Regions from separate parts of the Homo sapiens genome. Here region 1 is linked to region 2. Evidence: read pairs that join two places in POLR2A ChIA-PET (ENCODE). Cell type or tissue: GM12878. All regions are shown on one strand. Each heading gives the region's core, and the rest is flanking DNA. Links, peaks and the distances in the headings are about the cores only. Region 1 overlaps ITPR1 (inositol 1,4,5-trisphosphate receptor type 1). Region 2 has its middle 29 kb from the start of BHLHE40-AS1.

Region 1 (4,389 bases), core at 142-4,141, 220 kb before region 2:
GCACTGTCTTTCAGAATCCAAGAGAACACAGACTTCTCTCTACAGGCTTTGAGCAGTAAGGAATGATGTGTTTTGCTAATGAGGAAATGCACAAGTTCAATATCAGTGTTGAAACAAAGATTTTAAAGAATGGACAGACTCCTTTGGGCAATATGAAATGTTCATGATGGAGACTTTTCAAGAATGTGTTCTGACCTGATGTCTCAGGTCTCTGGGCTATCCTAATAAAACACATCATTTCACTGATTAGCCAACCATGCCAGTGTATGTGAGCAAATATCTGATTTATCATTAATGCCTAGGAGCTTGACTGAAGGGCCAGCTCTGTCCTCTAGAGCCCTTAAAAGGCGAGCTTTAGATGTCTGTGATACAGAATTTCAGAGGAGAAAAGGACCTTGGAGATTATCTCATTGAGCTCCTTGACTCACTGGGGAGAAGACTGAAACTTGATCAGGTTTAAGAGGTGTGAACAAGGTCACCTAGCTTTTTAGGGATGTTAGAAGGACTGAAATATGTTCTCCTGACTCCAGATTCTAAAACTACTGAGGAAGAGTTACAAATAGATCTTAAATGGTAAAGAGAAGTGACCAGGCATGACCTAGCTCTCAAATCCTGCCCTTGGCCAGCCACCCAGCTCTTCAGGTTTCCCTAGGGAGTGATCGATGCAAAGCCAGGGACACTTTGTTACTACCAAGGGCTTTCCATGCAGACCCAATGTCTTCACTCTGGTGAACTAGGCTGGGTAGCCCTGGAGTCTAGAACTCAGTTCTTGCCAGGAGGCCTCCTTGTCTACTCCTCCTTTCCCTCCTGGACCCAGATGCACACCTCAGATCATCTTCCTTCAGTGGGAAGAAGCACTTGTCCATAGTCCACTTGACTATATGAAGCAGGCAGGCTCTTGATAGCAGGAGACGGCAGAGGTGATCCCTGACCCTTGCATACACCAAGATCATGGGGGAACTGCTTGTGTGCAGGTTCTGGTCACTGACCCCACACCACAATTCCAGTTAAATGGGGTTGAGTTATGGACAAGAATCAGTATGGTAACTAACCTGATCTCCACATGGATTTGGGAACCACTGGTCTAAAGACCACACCCCCCAGAACTTATGGAGGCAGGGCTGTGGGAACCTGTCTCACCTCTAAGAGAGTTTCCCACTACAGCTTGACCTGAGTCACCTCTCTTGCTGTATCAGGGAACAAAGGTTTTGGGAGAGCTAGAACCAGCTCTTCTTGTAGAGCACGTTGCATCCTGGGCCTCACCTGACTTCTCCAACCTCTGAGGAGGAAGAAGAGAGACTTGTGCCTCTACTATACTGTAACCCATAGCCCTTTCGAAATCACTACCTCCCAGGACTATGACACAATCAAGTGCGCTAGAATTTGAACAATCCAGCCAGAGTACCTCCTCTCTGGGGACTGAGCCAGTCTAGGAAGTGCATGGAGGAAACTTGCAAGGTGTCCACCCCTGGGGCCCAAACATACCCAGCATAAAGAACAGTGAGTGCTGCCCCAGAGTTAAATAGGCATGTTGGTTCATGTATTGTATGTTTTAGATCCTTTGACAAGGTAGGAGGTCACTGCAACTGGATATAACCAAAGATCTCTTTTTAAAGTTCCCATCTAGGAAAAATAACCCAATGTTACTATCTGAGAAAGTGCCTTAAGTGAGATTTATACCACTGCCTAGCAGTGTACTCTCCAACATGATAGTCACTAGCTATGTATGGCTATTTAAATACAATTAAATAAAATTAAATATTCTGCCTCTCAGTTGCACTAGCCACAGGTGTTAGTGATTGGGGCCACACGTGACTAGCGGCTGTCCTCGTGGATAGGACAGACACAGAACCATTCCATCATTACAGAAAGTTCTAGGGATAGCACCAGCCTCATGTGAATATGCACACAAAACACAGAGTGAATTGATCCAGATAAAAGTTGGTCACCTTAGAAATTAATGGGTTCACAGGGAGGTGGAGGTTGCAGTGAGCTGAGATCGCACCACCATACTCCAGCCTGGACAACAAAACGAGACTCCATCTCAAAAAAAAAAAAAAAAAAAAAAAAAGAATTCATGGGTTCATCATTGTCTTGGATTATATAAAAAAATTAAAATTAGGTCAGGCACAGTGGCTCACGCCTGTAATCCCAGCATTTTGGGAGGCTGAGGTGGGCAGACCACCTGGGCTCAGGAGTTTGAGACCAGCCTGGCCAACATAGTAAAACCCTGTCAATACTGGAGGAAAAAAAAAAAAAAGCCAGGCGTGAAGGTGCGTGCCTGTAATCCCAGCTACTCTGGAGGCTGAGGCAGGAGAATCACTTAAACCCAGGAGGCAGAGGTTGCAGTGAGCCAAGATCGCACCACTGCACTCTGTCCTGGGTGACAGAGCAAGACTCCTGACTCTGTCTCAAAAAAATAAAAATTAAAAATAAATAAATAAAGTTAATGGATCTGAAGTTAGGAAAATACTCTTCCAGAGTTACCCAAGCTATTTTTTATATAAATCTGAGACACACAGCCCAGTTTGGGGTTATAAAATCAGAGATCATATTATACTCAATCTTGACCACCGAGTCTACCACCAGTAGCAAATAGTCTTAGTAAAAGGTTTCAAAGATGAATATTTAATCTCATCCACTTTTTCATCCTAGATTGTCAGATTAGACCGAACAATGGAACAGATAGTCTTTCCCGTGCCCAGCATATGTGAATTCCTAACCAAGGAGTCAAAACTACGAATTTACTATACTACAGAGAGAGACGAACAAGGCAGCAAAATCAATGATTTCTTTCTGCGGTCTGAAGACCTCTTCAATGAAATGAATTGGCAGAAGAAACTGAGAGGTGGGTTCCAACGCATCAGCAACAACACAGAGAGACACAGTTCTGGGATTTCACAAACTTGGGCTTGATGGTGCGTTCATTTCCAAGCAGGAGCAAAGCTAGTATCATTTATGATACTTTGCACCTCTGACCACCAGGAAGTCATAACCAGTTTTGCAGCTGATCAGTGGGCTCAAGCCAAAGTATGATAACTCCCCTGAAAAGGCTTCCTTCATCAGAATTTGACTTGATTTGATTGGAAAGCTCCATGGAAGACTTTTTGAATGCCTCTTTTGATATCTCTATCTAGAAAATAAAAAGAAAAGGGAAAAGCCCAGGCCCTTGAGCTCACAGGGTGGTTCACTTGAGCAGGAAATTCACACTGCTTGCTGGCTCATTTACTAGCACACCTGCTCCAGAGACTCTGGTATTTTCCCTTTTATGGGGTAGCTTGGATTTTAGACTAAATCGTTTTACAGGCAATGGAATCATTTGCCACATAAGGTGCATCATTGCTCACCAGCGAGTCCCATTGAGTATCCCAGCCAGTCAGGTGGAAATTACTTGTCTGAAACACATTCGTAGGGCTTCCCCAGGGGGCTTCTGTGTTCCTGGTTTTCACTGGGGTTTTAATGTGATCCTTCAGTACCAGCCTTGTGCTTGGCACTGGCTGTTGAGACCAACTTAAAAAGGATCGTGCTTGATTTCTATCTGTTCATCAGGAGCCAGACTTTTTTATTTGAAACACTGGATTCCAGCTATAGTTGTGACGTGTTGAGCTCTTTCTGAGGGGTAGACCTGGGGTGGAGAACAGCCGTGTTGGAGGTCAGTTTCCCAGAGCTTTCGTCTTCTCCGTGATGCTGCCAATCTGAGCAGGCACGGACCAGTGCTGTCTGTTTTTTCTTCCCTTTTCTCCCTACCTGCCTGCATCCCTAGATCAGGCTAATGGCAGATAAGGTGGTGCAAGAAGGTTCGCCCAAAGGTCCCATTCCCACCTCACTTCCAGCCCCGCTGTACTCTTGCTCGTCTCTAAGGGGCACCTCCCTGTGCAGCACCTTCAAACATTACAAAAAGTCTGGCCAGGCCAAATCCATCCCTCAGCCAGCTCCATGTCTAGTGTCTGACCGAGGGGCCAGGGGACCATTAGCAGACCAGCCTCTGTGGCCTCCACGGTATGGACCTCAGGAGACACAGGTGCAATTCTACCTGGTATCAGAGTGTCCTCATAGCCTACTGTAGATTCCTCAAAGACTCTTGCAGCTCCAGGATCCTCATGAACATGGAAACTTTTGCAGAGCACCATGCTTGGGCAATAAGAGGGAAAAAGATACCCTGTACTCCAAAAGGGAGACATAGACCCCACCCATTTCATCCTCATTTTTCTAGCTATTATGTTACATAGGAGAAAACTTATCTGTTGCTTTTGTCCTTCACTGGGATATTCCATCATTCCAGCTTTAGGGAATAATCCTGAGGTGTTTTGTTTTTGTTTTTGTTTTTGTTTTTGTTTTTGTTTTTTGAGACAGAGTCTTGGTCTGTCGCCCAGGCTGGAGTGCAGTGGC
Region 2 (4,389 bases), core at 73-4,072:
AGTGGTGTGCACCTGTAGTTCCAGCTACTCAGGAGGCTGAGGCAGGAGAATCGCTTGACCCCGGATAGCAGAGATTGCAGTGAACCAAGATCATGTCACTGCACTCCAGCCTGGGTGACAGAGTGAGACCCTGTCTCAAAAAAAAAAAAAAGGAAAAGAAAAGAAAACAAAAGAAAAGAAAACTACTCTGATATTCTCAAAGGGGTTCCTTCTTTTTGGATTTCTCTATCTCTCTTGAGGATCCCATCCCACCCCACCGCCATTCAACCCCGCCTTTCCCAACCACATACCAAGAATAAACCTCACACCCTGTGTGCCTCTAGTGTCATAGTTTCCTGCCTCTATGGTCACGGGCTGCTTGGGCTCGGAGGGATTTTCCAGCTTAGGGCAGTGCTGGTGGGACCCGAGGCAATGTGACATAGGAGGAGCTGTGAAGAAGACCTAGAAAGAGGAAAGCCCCGAGCAGATGCTGACAGAGAACTGGAGTGGGGCCTCACAGAGGTACCTGGAGTGCAGGCTCCCGGGAAGGGGAACCAAGCCTTGCCTCTGATTTCAGCAAGTGCTCACAGAGCAGGCCATCTGGCGGCTCGCTGCCAGCCAAATGCTACTGACCAAGGACTTCCAAACTGACCAGGCCCAGAACAAGAAATTCTGTTTAGCATCTGGAGATCTATGGCCAGGCTGGATCCAAATGGATTCCAGTTTAGAGGGCTGTCCACTCCTTGGCAAAGTCCTGTTTTCTTAACCCTCTCTTCCCTTTTGAACCAGTGATCTAAGGGACTCCTCCTCAAGTCTTCTCTAATCCCTCGTAGCCCCACTAACAGCCATCACAGTCAGACACCCTCCTCAGAGAGCCATTTCTCCTCCTTGGTCTTTCTCTTCTAATTTCCACTCCTGATATCTAGCTAGCTACTTCTTCTAAACATGTCAAGGGACCTAGTTTCCAGTTCTGCTCTGGCTCTTACTCAGTGGCTTCTAGTAATTTCCAGCCCTTCTCTGTGCCTCAGTTGCCCCATTTGTAAAATGGGGCCCCAAAAGGTTCCTTTCGGCTCTGACATTCTAGGATCCAAAGTACAGAGATTAAGCCACAAGAATCCCTACCAGAAGGTAGGGGATCCAGCCTGGACCACAACCCCAGGGCTTGACAGTTTCCTGCCCAGCACTGCCTGCCCGCCTTCCTAGCTGTGTGGCCATAGCCAAGTTTCTGTTGAATGGACAGAGGGTAAGATGTTAGGATTAAAAAGTCAAAGTGGGCCAGACGTGGTAGCTCACGCCTGTAATCCCAGCATTTTGTGAAGCCAAGGTGGGTGGATTGCTTGAGGCCAGGAGTTCAAGACCAGCCTGGGCAACATGGCAAAACACCATCTCTACTAAAAATATAAAAGTTAGCTGGGCTTGGTGGTGTATGCCTGTGGTCCCAGCTACTCAGGAGGCTGAGGCACAAGAATCACTTGAACCTGGGAGGCGGAGGCTGCAGTGAGCAGAGATCGCACCACTGCACTTCAAGCCTGGGTGACAGAGCGAGACCCTGTCTAAAAAAAAAAAAAGGCAAGCTAGCCAACACAGTGCTTTCTAACGCTAGCAGGAGTGCATTAAGAGGAAGCCGTTATGAATTTAGAAGGACAAGAAGACAGAAAGTCTGAAGAAAAAACAAGTAGCCAAAGAACAATCCATTCGACAAATATTAGGAGCATCTCCTATGTGTACTGAGGTTACAAACATGGATATGCAGCTCCAGAACTCAGAACTCAAGGTGCTTAAGATGGAGGAGACAGATTTGTCAACAAATGTCGCTACACCCTTCTGACTGTTCCCTGGCATCTGTGGCCATTGTATACAGTTGTGTAGGTTGTTCACTGCACGAGGGTGCTGGCTCGGGCATAGAGGGGGTGAAATTCAGGTCAGGTCCCTTTCCTAAGCATGGGCCTATGGGGCTGCATCTTCCCAGAGGGGCACCTTTTCCTAATTCTTACAAATGTGCTGTGTGGGCTGGCCTAGCCCCTGCAGCATTCACATTACCTTGTTCTGACCCAGTCAGCTCCCACCAACAAAAGCACTCATTTTAGGTATAAGTTACTCGCCCCTGCACACACACCTATTACCTCGTGAGCACTCCATCATCCTTAACTTGGCCTTCAAGCTCCTTTGCGAACTGCCCCCAGCTCCTTCTCTGCCATCTCTAGCATCTCCTTCCCTCTCATACTCCTCATACCACACAGTACACACGGTATAGCTTCACTTCCTTGAAGGAGCCATGGTCCATCTGATCTTTGCATATGCTGTTTCCTCTCTCTGGAATAACCCCCTTTTCTCCGATTGGCTGGCTAATGCCTCAAATGTTCAGATCTCAATTTAGATATTATTCTCTCCAAGAGGCCTTTGTTGATTTTGTTTTGTTTTGAGACAGAGTGTCACATTGTTGCCCAGGCTAGAGTGCAGTGGCGCGGTCACAGATCACTGCATCCTCAACCTTTGCCCAAGAGATCCTCCTATCTCAGCCTCTCAAGTAGCTAGGACGATAGAAACAGGGCACCATGCCTGGCTTTTTTTTTTTGGTAGAGTTGGGGTCTCACTGTGTTGCCAAGGCTCAAGAAGCCTTCTTTGAAGGCTCTCCACTCCCTTCCTTCTCACCCAATCAGATCACATTCCTGATGCCCCCATAGTGCCTGTACTTCTCTAAAGCATTTGTCAGAATTATAATGAAATGATTAATAGTATTAATTATTGATTATTGCCTTTCTCCTCTAGGAAATTAGAAGCTCCTGGAATATGGGGACTGTGTCTTTTATATGGTGTACATGTTATATAGGCCATCTGTCTGCTATATGCTAGAATCCTAGTGCATATAGTTGGTGCTCAATAAATTATTATTGAATAAATGAATGACTATAGCTCAATATAATACAGGCCATTAGACAGGTTATTCTACTTATTTGAGGACAGGGAAGGCTGTACATATAGCTGGTGCTCAATAAATAATAATTGAATAAATAATTATTGACTCAATGAATGACTATAGTTCAGTCTAATACAGGACAGTGGTCAGGTGATTCCACTCGTCTGAGGACAGGGAAGGCTGTACATGGCAAGGTCTCCTTGTTTCAGAGGGGTCTGGGAAGAGAAGTCAAACTCCCCAGGGACTCTGGGGACAGGCAGGAGCAGCGTGTGCTGGGCCTGAGGGAGGCCAGTGCAGAGGGGCCACTCCCAGGCGCTTGGCTGTCTTGTGGAAGCCAGAGGTCTCATCTTCCCCAGTTTTCTGGGTGTCCCAGGATGTGGGCAGCCACTGTGCCTTTGCTGAGAACATTTATAAGAGATTCCCCAAGTCTCCGGACTGAGTGAACGTGAACCACATATGGTTCCAAACTCTGTCATAAAACCACAACTTGGCTGTGGGATCCCTAACACGCAGTCGCGACTTGGCCAGCAATCTGGGGGAAGATTGTTCTCTTGGACGCAAAGAGAGCCACTGTGGTCCAGGGAGAGCAGAACCAGGAGGCCTTAATGAATACCTTCTCGAAGCCGACCTTAAAATGCTTTCAGCTGTGGGGTGGGGCGAAGGACTGCCACCCTCATGACAGGGCATTCCCAGGCTAGTTCATTTATCTTGAATTTAGACTTATTAAATTTTAAATTTAAATTTTTTTAATATCGTGGAACTTCTCAAACACGTTCACTACAGGAGAATAGGATGATGAACGTCATATCCAATACTCAGCCTCAAGGGTTATGAATTCACGGATAATTTGGCTTTATTTCTGCACCACCCCCCACCCCGTGGAATAGTTTAAATCAGATTCCAGGCAACATATAATGTTATCTGCAAGTGCTGTGATTGGGTTACTCCCTTTTAAAACACAAGCAATCCTATTCATTATAGGGAAACAAATGTTTTTGTTTGTTTTGTTTTTTGGGTTTTTTTGAGACAGAATCTCACTCTGTTGCCCAGGCTGGAGTGCAGTGGTGCGATCTCAGCTCACTGCAACCTCTGCCTCCCAGGTTAAAGTGATTCTCCTGCCTCAGCCTCCCAAGTCGCTGGGATTACAGTTGCCCACCACCATACCCAGGTAATTTTTTGTATTTTCAGTAGAGACGGGGTTTTACTGTATTGGCCAGGCTGGTCTCGGACTCTTGACCTCAAGTGATCCACTTCGCCTCGGCCTCCCAAAGTGCTGGGATTACAGGCATGAGCAACTGTGTCTGGCAAAAAAATGTTTTTAATTTAAAAAAATTACATATAATCCAATCACCCAGCATTGATTTAAATGGTGTGGCTCCATCAAAAGGAATCACTCAGGTTGCATTTGCATCTTCATTTTGTCACCTGTGGTTACATGACCCTGGGCGCGGTGCCTCTCCAAGCCTCAGCTTCCTCAGGTATAAAATGGGTGT

The links. Peaks named below come from ENCODE experiments on the same cell type or tissue, not always from the same donor. Only the 100,000 strongest peaks of a DNase experiment are listed, where the experiment ranks them.
Region 1: POLR2A ChIA-PET joins it to region 2 with 6 read pairs; 3 of 35 experiments call an interaction of 5 or more read pairs at or near these places.

The regions. Positions count from the first base shown.
Region 1 is chr3:4,785,292-4,789,680 of GRCh38, forward strand. ITPR1 (inositol 1,4,5-trisphosphate receptor type 1) reads left to right here. Exons shown (of 62, transcript NM_001378452.1): 52 at 2,656-2,848. Among named protein-coding and RNA genes, the nearest start is that of EGOT, 36 kb to the left of the region's middle. In GM12878, for the core only: no CTCF peak of the experiment used is centred there; no DNase peak of the experiment used is centred there.
Region 2 is chr3:5,006,515-5,010,903 of GRCh38, forward strand. No RefSeq gene overlaps it. Among named protein-coding and RNA genes, the nearest start is that of BHLHE40-AS1, 29 kb to the left of the region's middle. RefSeq lists enhancers at 292-561, 1,082-1,211 and a silencer at 4,304-4,363. In GM12878, for the core only: a CTCF peak has its summit at 603; a DNase peak (open chromatin) is centred at 397; H3K4me3 peaks cover 1,301 bases; H3K27ac peaks cover 2,632 bases.